Regions from separate parts of the Homo sapiens genome. Here region 1 is linked to region 2. The links are chromatin contacts, found by Hi-C or POLR2A ChIA-PET in ENCODE. All regions are on one chromosome and are shown on one strand. The core of a region is the stretch at or near the end of the contact, and the rest is flanking DNA. Distances in the headings are between cores, read along the strand shown.

Region 1 (3,860 bases), core at 545-3,044, 190 kb before region 2:
GCTGAGAAGGCACCATTGCATTCCAGCCTGGGCAACAGAGAGAGACCCTGTCTCAAAAATAAATGCATAAATAATTTTTTAATGCTTAAACTTTTACTTTTCTTATTTAGGTCTTTAATCTATATGGAATTCATATTTTGTATATGATGTGTATGTAATAGGGGTCTAATTTCTTCTCCTAATGGTTAATTCAATTTCTTAGCACAATTTACCAAACAGTCCATGCTACTGCCTCCTTGTATCTCCACAAACACAATGTTTCCTCTGATGTACACCATCTTTAGATGTGTGGGTCAGTTTCTGGCCTATTTCATGTTCCATTTGTCTGTCTTTAGGCTGATATCGGGGGCTGTCTTATATACCCGTCTCACACTTCTTCAGGAGCAACTTGGTCATCCCATATCAGTGTTCCTACAGGTGTTCACTGTAAAATTCTTTCAATTTTTCTGGAGAAAAAAGAGTGTTGTGGCTCATCTGGCCCAGGTTGGAGTGCAGTGGCACCATCTCAGGTCACTGCAAGCTCCGCCTCCCGGGTTCACGCCATTCTGCTGCCTCAGCCTCCCGAGTAGCTGGGACTACAGGCGCCTCCCAACATGCCCGGCTATTTTTTTGCATTTTTAGTAGAGACGGGGTTTCACCTTGTTAGCCACGATGGTTTCGATCTGCTAACCTCATGATCCGCCTGCCTCAGCCTCCCAAAGTGCTGGGATTACAGGCGTGACCCACCGCGCCCTGCCCACCATACAATTTTTAAAGGCTCAGGTTTCAGACTGAGCCAGCTCCCAGCAGCCCCAACCCTTGGAGAAACGGACAAGTTTTAGAACAGTAGTGGAACTTCCACATTCCAGTAGACATTTGAGTTATTTGCTGGGGGTGAGGCAGTGTTGATTGTACATGGTGCTTATTTATTTATTTATTTATTTAGAGACGGAGTTTCACTCTTGTCGCCCAGGCTGGATTCCAATGGCGCGATCTCGGCTCGCCGCAACCTCCGCCTCCCGGGTTCAAGCGATTCTCCTGCCTCAGCCTCCTGAGTAGCTGGAATTACAGGCATGCGCCACCACGCCCGGCTAATTTTGTATTTTTAGTAGAGACGGGGTTTCTCCATGTTGGTCAGGCGGGTCTCGAACTCCCGACCTCAGGTGATCCGCCCGCCTCGGCCTCCCAAAGTGCTGGGATTACAGGCGTGAGCCACCGCGCCCGGCCTATGGTGCCCATTTCACAGATGAGGGAAGTGACCCAGCCTCTCGGTCCCACTGAGGCACTGAGTCCCTGCCTGCTTCGTTTTGCCTTGCCCCCCAGCCCCTTTCCCCTGCCCCTCTATCTCCCCTGTCGGCTTCCCACGCCAGTCTCTGGTTCTCTGCCTCCTGCTGTTTAGTGGGGTCGAGACAGGGAGGACCGGGGAAGAGAGGGATGTGACTTGGCCCTGGCCACCCCGTGGGTCCACGGGGCTGCCGCAGAACAAGGGCCTGCCACCAGGCCCCTTAGACATCCCTTGCTCCTGCCCTTCTCAGGCTCTGATCGTGTCTCTGCTCCCCCAGGTCGCCCTTTCCAACTATTTTCCTGTCTGCCCCGCTGACGCGTCCGCTGCCGAAGCACCTCCTCTCTCTGACTTTCCGCCTTCCCGCTGCGACCCCGGTTTTGCCCCTCTCCAGCTCCCTCAGCCGCGGGCACCTGAGCTCTCCGCGGCCACCAGGGGGCGCCCGCGGCCCAGTCTGGGCGCGAGAGCCGCCAAGCGCCCACTCCGTTCCTCCTGGTGCCCCGCCCCGTCCGGCCGCGGCCCCGCCCCTCCCGGCGCCCCGCCCCGTCCGGCAGCGGCCTCGCTCCCTCCGATCCCCCCCGCGCCCGGGACCCCTGGCCCCACTGTTGGGCCAGCTCGCCGGGTCCGGCCATGGGCCCCGCCGCTCGCCCCGCGCTGAGATCGCCGCCGCCGCCTCCGCCGCCGCCTCCGTCTCCGCTGCTGCTGCTGCTGCCCCTGCTGCCGCTGTGGCTGGGCCTGGCGGGGCCCGGGGCCGCGGCGGACGGCAGCGAGCCGGCGGCCGGGGCGGGGCGGGGCGGAGCCCGCGCCGTGCGGGTGGACGTGAGACTGCCGCGCCAGGACGCTCTGGTCCTGGAGGGCGTCAGGATCGGCTCCGAAGCCGACCCGGCGCCCCTGCTGGGCGGTCGTCTGCTGCTGGTGAGCGCTGCTGAGCCATCTGGCCGCATCACTAAACCCCTCTCTCAACCCTCCCTAGAGACCCCGCACCCTGAACCGACGTTCATCCTCCACCAAGCCTTGAGAGTCCAGCGCCCCTCCCCAGGCTCCCCAGGCCCCCAGCATTCCGGCTTCCCAAACCAGAGAGCCAGATGCTCTGGGAACTCTGGCCTTGGCATCCACTGTGATGACCCCGGCTCCCTCCCCCACCACACCCTACCTCCCTCTGCTCATGGCCCCTTGCCACACAGATGGACATCGTGGATGCCGAGCAGGAGGCACCAGTGGAAGGCTGGATTGCAGTGGCATACGTGGGCAAGGAGCAGGCGGCCCAGTTCCACCAGGAGAATAAGGGCAGTGGCCCGCAGGCCTATCCCAAGGCCCTGGTCCAGCAGGTGCAGGGGATGTCTATGGGGGAGGGGGCTGGAGGAAAGGATTCCAAGGCATCTGCTAGAGCCAGGCCCTCCTTAGATGGGCCCTTAAGAGCTTGCAGAGAAGCCCTAGGCCTGGTGGGTCAGGGCACCCCAGTTTGAAGAATGGAGTCAGTATGGCTTCGAAGCAGGGAGGTGAGAGGAGGCCAGAGAGAGGTTGAGAAGCTTGACCAGGCTCTGAGAGTATGGGATGGGGGAGCTGCTGCTGACGACCACTGCTGGGACTGCCCTGATAGGACCGGGGAAGGCACAGCGCATCTGGAAGGGAGGCAGGAGGAAGAAAGCAGTTTCCACCTTTGACCTCAAGGAGCTTATGGCAGTCTGTCCAGAGTTTTGCTCACTGCAGGGCCAGGAGCTAAGAGCAGCTAGGGCTGCAGGTGGTGAGACAGGTGTGCAGGCAGGGTATATGCTAGCCTCTCGCCTTCTATCCCTCTGCAGATGCGGCGGGCCCTCTTCCTGGGTGCCTCTGCCCTGCTTCTTCTCATCCTGAACCACAACGTGGTCCGAGAGGTAAATCGGACCAGGCCGTGAGGGTAAGCAAGCTGGGGAAAGGGGGACCCAGGCCTGCTGACCTCCTTGTCTCCCTGCAGCTGGACATATCCCAGCTTCTGCTCAGGCCAGTGATCGTCCTCCATTATTCCTCCAATGTCACCAAGCTGTTGGATGCATTGCTGCAGTGAGTTGGTATTTAGACTTCAAAGGACTGACCCTGGGTACAGAGAGCCCCTGGTTCTCCCATGGACTGAGGGGGCTTGGGACCAGGGCCTTACCTGTTAGCCTTTTTTTTTTTTTTTGAGATGGAGTATCACTCGTGTTGCCCAGGCTGGAGTGCAGTGGCGCAATCTCGGCTCACTGGAACCTCTGCCTTCCAGGTTCAAGTGATTCTCCTGCCTCAGTCTCCCAAGTAGCTAGGATCACAGTCATGTGCCACCACACCCAGCTAATTTTTTGTATTTTTAGTAGAGACAGGGTTTCACCATGTTGGCCAGGCTGGTCTTGAACACCTGACCTCAGTTCCACCTGCCTCGGCCTCCCAAAGTGCTGGGATTACAGGCAGGAGCCCCCGTTGCCACTGCTGCTGCTGCTGCCCCTGCTGCCACTGTGGCTGGGCCTGGCAGGGCCCGGCCTAACTGTTAACTTTTTTTTTTTTTTTTTTTTGAGATGGAGTTTCGCTCTGTCACCCAGGCTGGAGTGCAGTGGCGCGATCTCGGCTCTCTGCAAGCTCTGCCTCCCGG
Region 2 (3,816 bases), core at 137-2,636:
CCAGTGTGCACCACATGCCCAGCTAAATTTTTTTTTTAATATATTTTTAGTAGAGACAGATTTTACCATGTTGCCTAGGCTGGTCTTGAACTCCTGACCTCAAGTGATCCACCCACCTTGGCCTCCCAAAGTTATGGGATTACAGACCTGAGCCACCTGCCCAGCCCATCCTTGACTCTTCATCATTGTTGATGAAGCTGTGTGTGGAAGGCAATGGTGATGGGAATTCAACCTTAGACTAATCTCTAGGTCTACATGTGCAGTGGTTGACTTGATTTTTTTTTTTTAACTCATTATTGGTATCTTTTCAGATGTGTAGGAAAAAAGATTCTGGATATACAAACCAAATAAACTAGGGCTTCCTCATCTTACTGAGTTGGTGTCTCTGTCATTTCCCTAGTTGTTGTCCATAACTGGTTTCCTTTGACTAAAGTAATTGTATCTGAGATTATTCTCCCTTTGAAGATCTCTCAGCCAATCTTGTTGCTGAGGGCATCAGAAGAAGATTGAGAGGGTTATACTTGTGCCTTTTTTAAAGGGTTTGCCTACAGAGTGTGGTGTGAGATGTGGGGGAGCCCACAAGGATTTTTCTAGAAGTTTCTATCCTCAGAGATTTGCTCTAACAGAGGGTAGGGTCATGGTTCTGAATTAGGCATCCTCTTGCTCATGCTGGTTAATCTGATACATTTGGACTTCAGAGTCCTATCCTTATGCCACAAATGTGGGCTAGTCACCCACTTTTTCCTTGTGATATATCCCAAGGAAGAAAAGCATCATAAGATTTAGAGATGGGGCTTCCCTCTCTGTGATTAAAAAAAAAACCTAGGTCCAGTTCAGAATGAAGAAACTGAAAAGAGAAAATCCAACCCTTTTCACATCCAACCCCACCCTGTCCCTGGGTGGCCCTTACTTAACCCATCACCCAGCACTCCCTCTAGGGAAAAGCCTGCCCAAAAACTTTGGTCCTAAGAAAAGCCTTACCCTAATAAAGAAACTGGGAGGCTGCTGCTGGGCTGCAGCTGCTTTTATGGAAGGAGCTAGACCAGAAGCTAGACTAGGGCCAACAAGTCAGGCCTCTGTAAGAATCTTCCAAGGAGGTAAGGCGGGGAGAAAAAGGATTCCTCATTTACATTGAGAGTAAACTTCCTGTCCTATTAAACAATGAGGCATTCAAAATCCGCCTGAGTAAAAGTCCCCTGATGCAATGAGAGGGTGAGCAATTTCATGTCAGGCTGTTGTTATGGGATTTATACATGTCCTAGCTAGGGCTTGAGGTGAAAGTCAGAGCCAAAAACAATAGCCCTAAACCCCACATGCACAGAAACCTCATTCCAGTGGAGTTTCCTTAAGAGAGCACAGCAGACTTTTCACAAACAAAGTGACTTCAAAGGTAGCCTTGCATCACTGCCTCCTCCACTTGACACTTCCCTTCAGCCCAGACCTGGCCCCTCTGTTTCTTGGTTTAATTTATGAGGTTCTCACACACATTGCAAAGCAATTATCTGAGCTGCTGGCCAACAGGAAGGTAATTGTAACTGAGTACTTCCTTTGTCAAACGCTGACGCTGGCCACCGCGATGGTGATGACGCTGGCCATGGCAATGGTGATAGGAGGCGTGCCGGCAGCTCAGCACCCAGTGACAGGATACCTCTGTTTCTCCCCCACCCCCAACACAATGCTGTCTGACTGAATTCTCCAGGGAGGAGGAAGCCAGTGGGTTGGAGGAATGGGGGAATTTTCTTACATCACTTGACGTGCTTGCTTTCACTCGCAAAATCCTGAGTCATGACTGAAGCTGTATTGCCTCAAGTCTCCGGCTGAAACCAGGGGTTATAGGTTTGGAAACCTGATTCCATCGGCTGCCTCTTGTCCAATCATCAGAGGAAATGTGTATTATTTCAGTTGATCCTCTTCAAGTTGAAGTGCCTTTGGATTGAGGGGATTACGTGAGGGAAGTGGCTCTGTAGTGGCTTAGTAAGCCAATGCCATGCGAGTGAACAATATTTGACATTCGGTGAGTTTACAGAAAGGGCAGTCTCTCTGTTTGTTTAAACCAAGATTAAGTGAAAGGAAAAGTTTTTCTTTCCCATCCCAAGACAAATGTGAAACACATGTTTTCCCTTTTGACTTTGTAAGTACAAGGCTCAAACAGTTCTCCCCACCCCCTTCGGCCATGAGTTTTTAAGGATTGCAGAATGTTTCCTCTCTTTGGTGGCCAAAGCCAATGTGAGCCTTTATATTTCCAGACAGTGGAGCTGATGATGATAGCCTAGTTGGTTCCAGGTAATCATGTAGGTTGTTTCTGGGCCTACCATTTTATGGGTAGATAGGATGGTAAGATGTAGTACAAGGAATCCCAGGCCTGAGTTCACTAAGCCTCAGTTTCCTCATCTACAAAATGAGATTGGTTGAACCTTAAATATCTCAGGTAATTTCTATCTTCAGAAAGGATGTTCATTCAGGTTGGTTTTTCTGGTATGTGGGGGACATTCCTAGTTGAGGTATCCTTTGCATGGGCACAAGGCAGTGTGCAGGCCTGAGGGTTGGGAGACCTCAGTCAAAGAGCCTGCCCTGCCATTGACTCACTGTGACCTTGAACAACTCACTTCCCCTCTTTGTGAATCCTTCTTATCTGAGAGAGGAGGTTTGACAGTCTTGCCCCTGACATAGCGGTTCAGATATGAGACAAGCCTGAATGAGACTGGGATGTCAAGTACTTTGAGCTCCTTGAAATGAAAGGATCATTCATCTTGGAAGATAAATTGTTAAAAAATGCTAGCTCATAACTATTTTTTTGGATTATCTCAAAAATAAAGTAAAGAAAATCAATGTTGTTTACTCTTGGTTTTCCTTTTTTTTTTTTTTTTTTGAGACGGAGTCTCGCTCTGTCACCCAGGCTGGAGTGCAATGGCGCAATCTCAGCTCACTGCAACCTTTGCCTTCCGGGTTCAAGCAATTCTCTTGCCTCAGCCTCCTGAGTAGCTGGGACTACAGGCACGTGCCACCATGCCCGGCTAATTTTTTTGTATTTTTAGTAGTGATGGGGTTTCGCTGTGTTAGCCAGGATGGTCTCGATCTCCTGACCTCATAATCCACCCGCCTCGGCCTCCCAAAGTGCTGGGATTACAGGCGTGAGCCACTGTGCCCGGCCCACTCTTGGTTTTCTTTAAATTGCTACTGGTTCAGGGAATATAAGCACCCAATGACCAACACGGGCTATAAAAATCAGGACTTTTACCACCCTGTGTTGGCCAAAGCAATGTTCCTAGCAGATTGCTTTGATCATGTTGCTACTCTGCTCAGAAACCTTCAAGATACTACTTGCCTCCAGGATACACTCCAAACTGACAGTCAGTTCCCCGTTGTGACCTGGCTTCACCTGCATTATATATCACCTCTTCTACATGAAATCCTAGAATTCACTAGCATTGCCACAATGATATTGGATCACCCCTGCAACATCTCATAAGTGGGTGGCCATTCTCTGGGTGCAGTGATAGGGAGAAGCCTCTGATACTCAAAGTAATCTGGCCTTTTTCTAATCACCCCTCATTGTTAGATACTTCTTCCCTATATTGAATGAGAATCTGCTTCATCACAAATCCCAACCAGCCATAGGTCCCACTGAGCTACCCCAATTCAGTTTCATTCCTCTTCTTCAATTTTTGAAGACAGTTATCATGTCACCCTGGAGAAATCTCTTTTCCAGACTAAACAACTGTAATGTCTTTAACAGATTTTTCATTGACTTGGTTTTCAGACTCCTAAATGTTGTTATTGTTACCTTTCCCTAGACATGCTTCAGATGGTCAATGT

What was found. Hi-C counts contacts between places; a loop is a spot of excess contacts on that map. ChIA-PET counts read pairs that join two places held with the same protein, here RNA polymerase II (POLR2A). Pooled maps may share reads with other maps.
Region 1: a loop to region 2 is called in a pooled map, with 2.7 times the contacts of the local background. The contact joins the promoter of RNF215 here to the enhancer-like site in region 2. A Hi-C loop is called at or near these places in 1 of 168 maps with a recorded cell type or tissue (mammary epithelial cell) and 4 of 50 pooled maps. POLR2A ChIA-PET finds 5 or more read pairs at or near these places in 3 of 52 experiments (AG04450, OCI-LY7 and activated CD8-positive, alpha-beta memory T cell).

The regions. Positions count from the first base shown.
Region 1 is chr22:30,385,345-30,389,204 of GRCh38, reverse strand. It overlaps RNF215 (ring finger protein 215), which reads left to right and starts at 1,794. Exons shown (of 9, transcript NM_001017981.2): 1 at 1,794-2,176; 2 at 2,446-2,589; 3 at 3,064-3,135; 4 at 3,216-3,301. The coding sequence starts at 1,892. RefSeq lists a silencer at 1,695-2,054.
Region 2 is chr22:30,194,246-30,198,061 of GRCh38, reverse strand. The region is part of intron 1 of LOC105372988 (a long non-coding RNA gene); the gene reads left to right. It also overlaps a transcript of HORMAD2 not described here. Among named protein-coding and RNA genes, the nearest start is that of LIF-AS1, 43 kb to the left of the region's middle. RefSeq lists an enhancer at 1,577-1,696. Within about 2 kb of position 1,386, at least 38 of the 41 ENCODE cell types and tissues checked have a DNase peak (open chromatin) inside an H3K27ac peak, as active enhancers do; they include OCI-LY7 and mammary epithelial cell, where a contact is called at or near this core.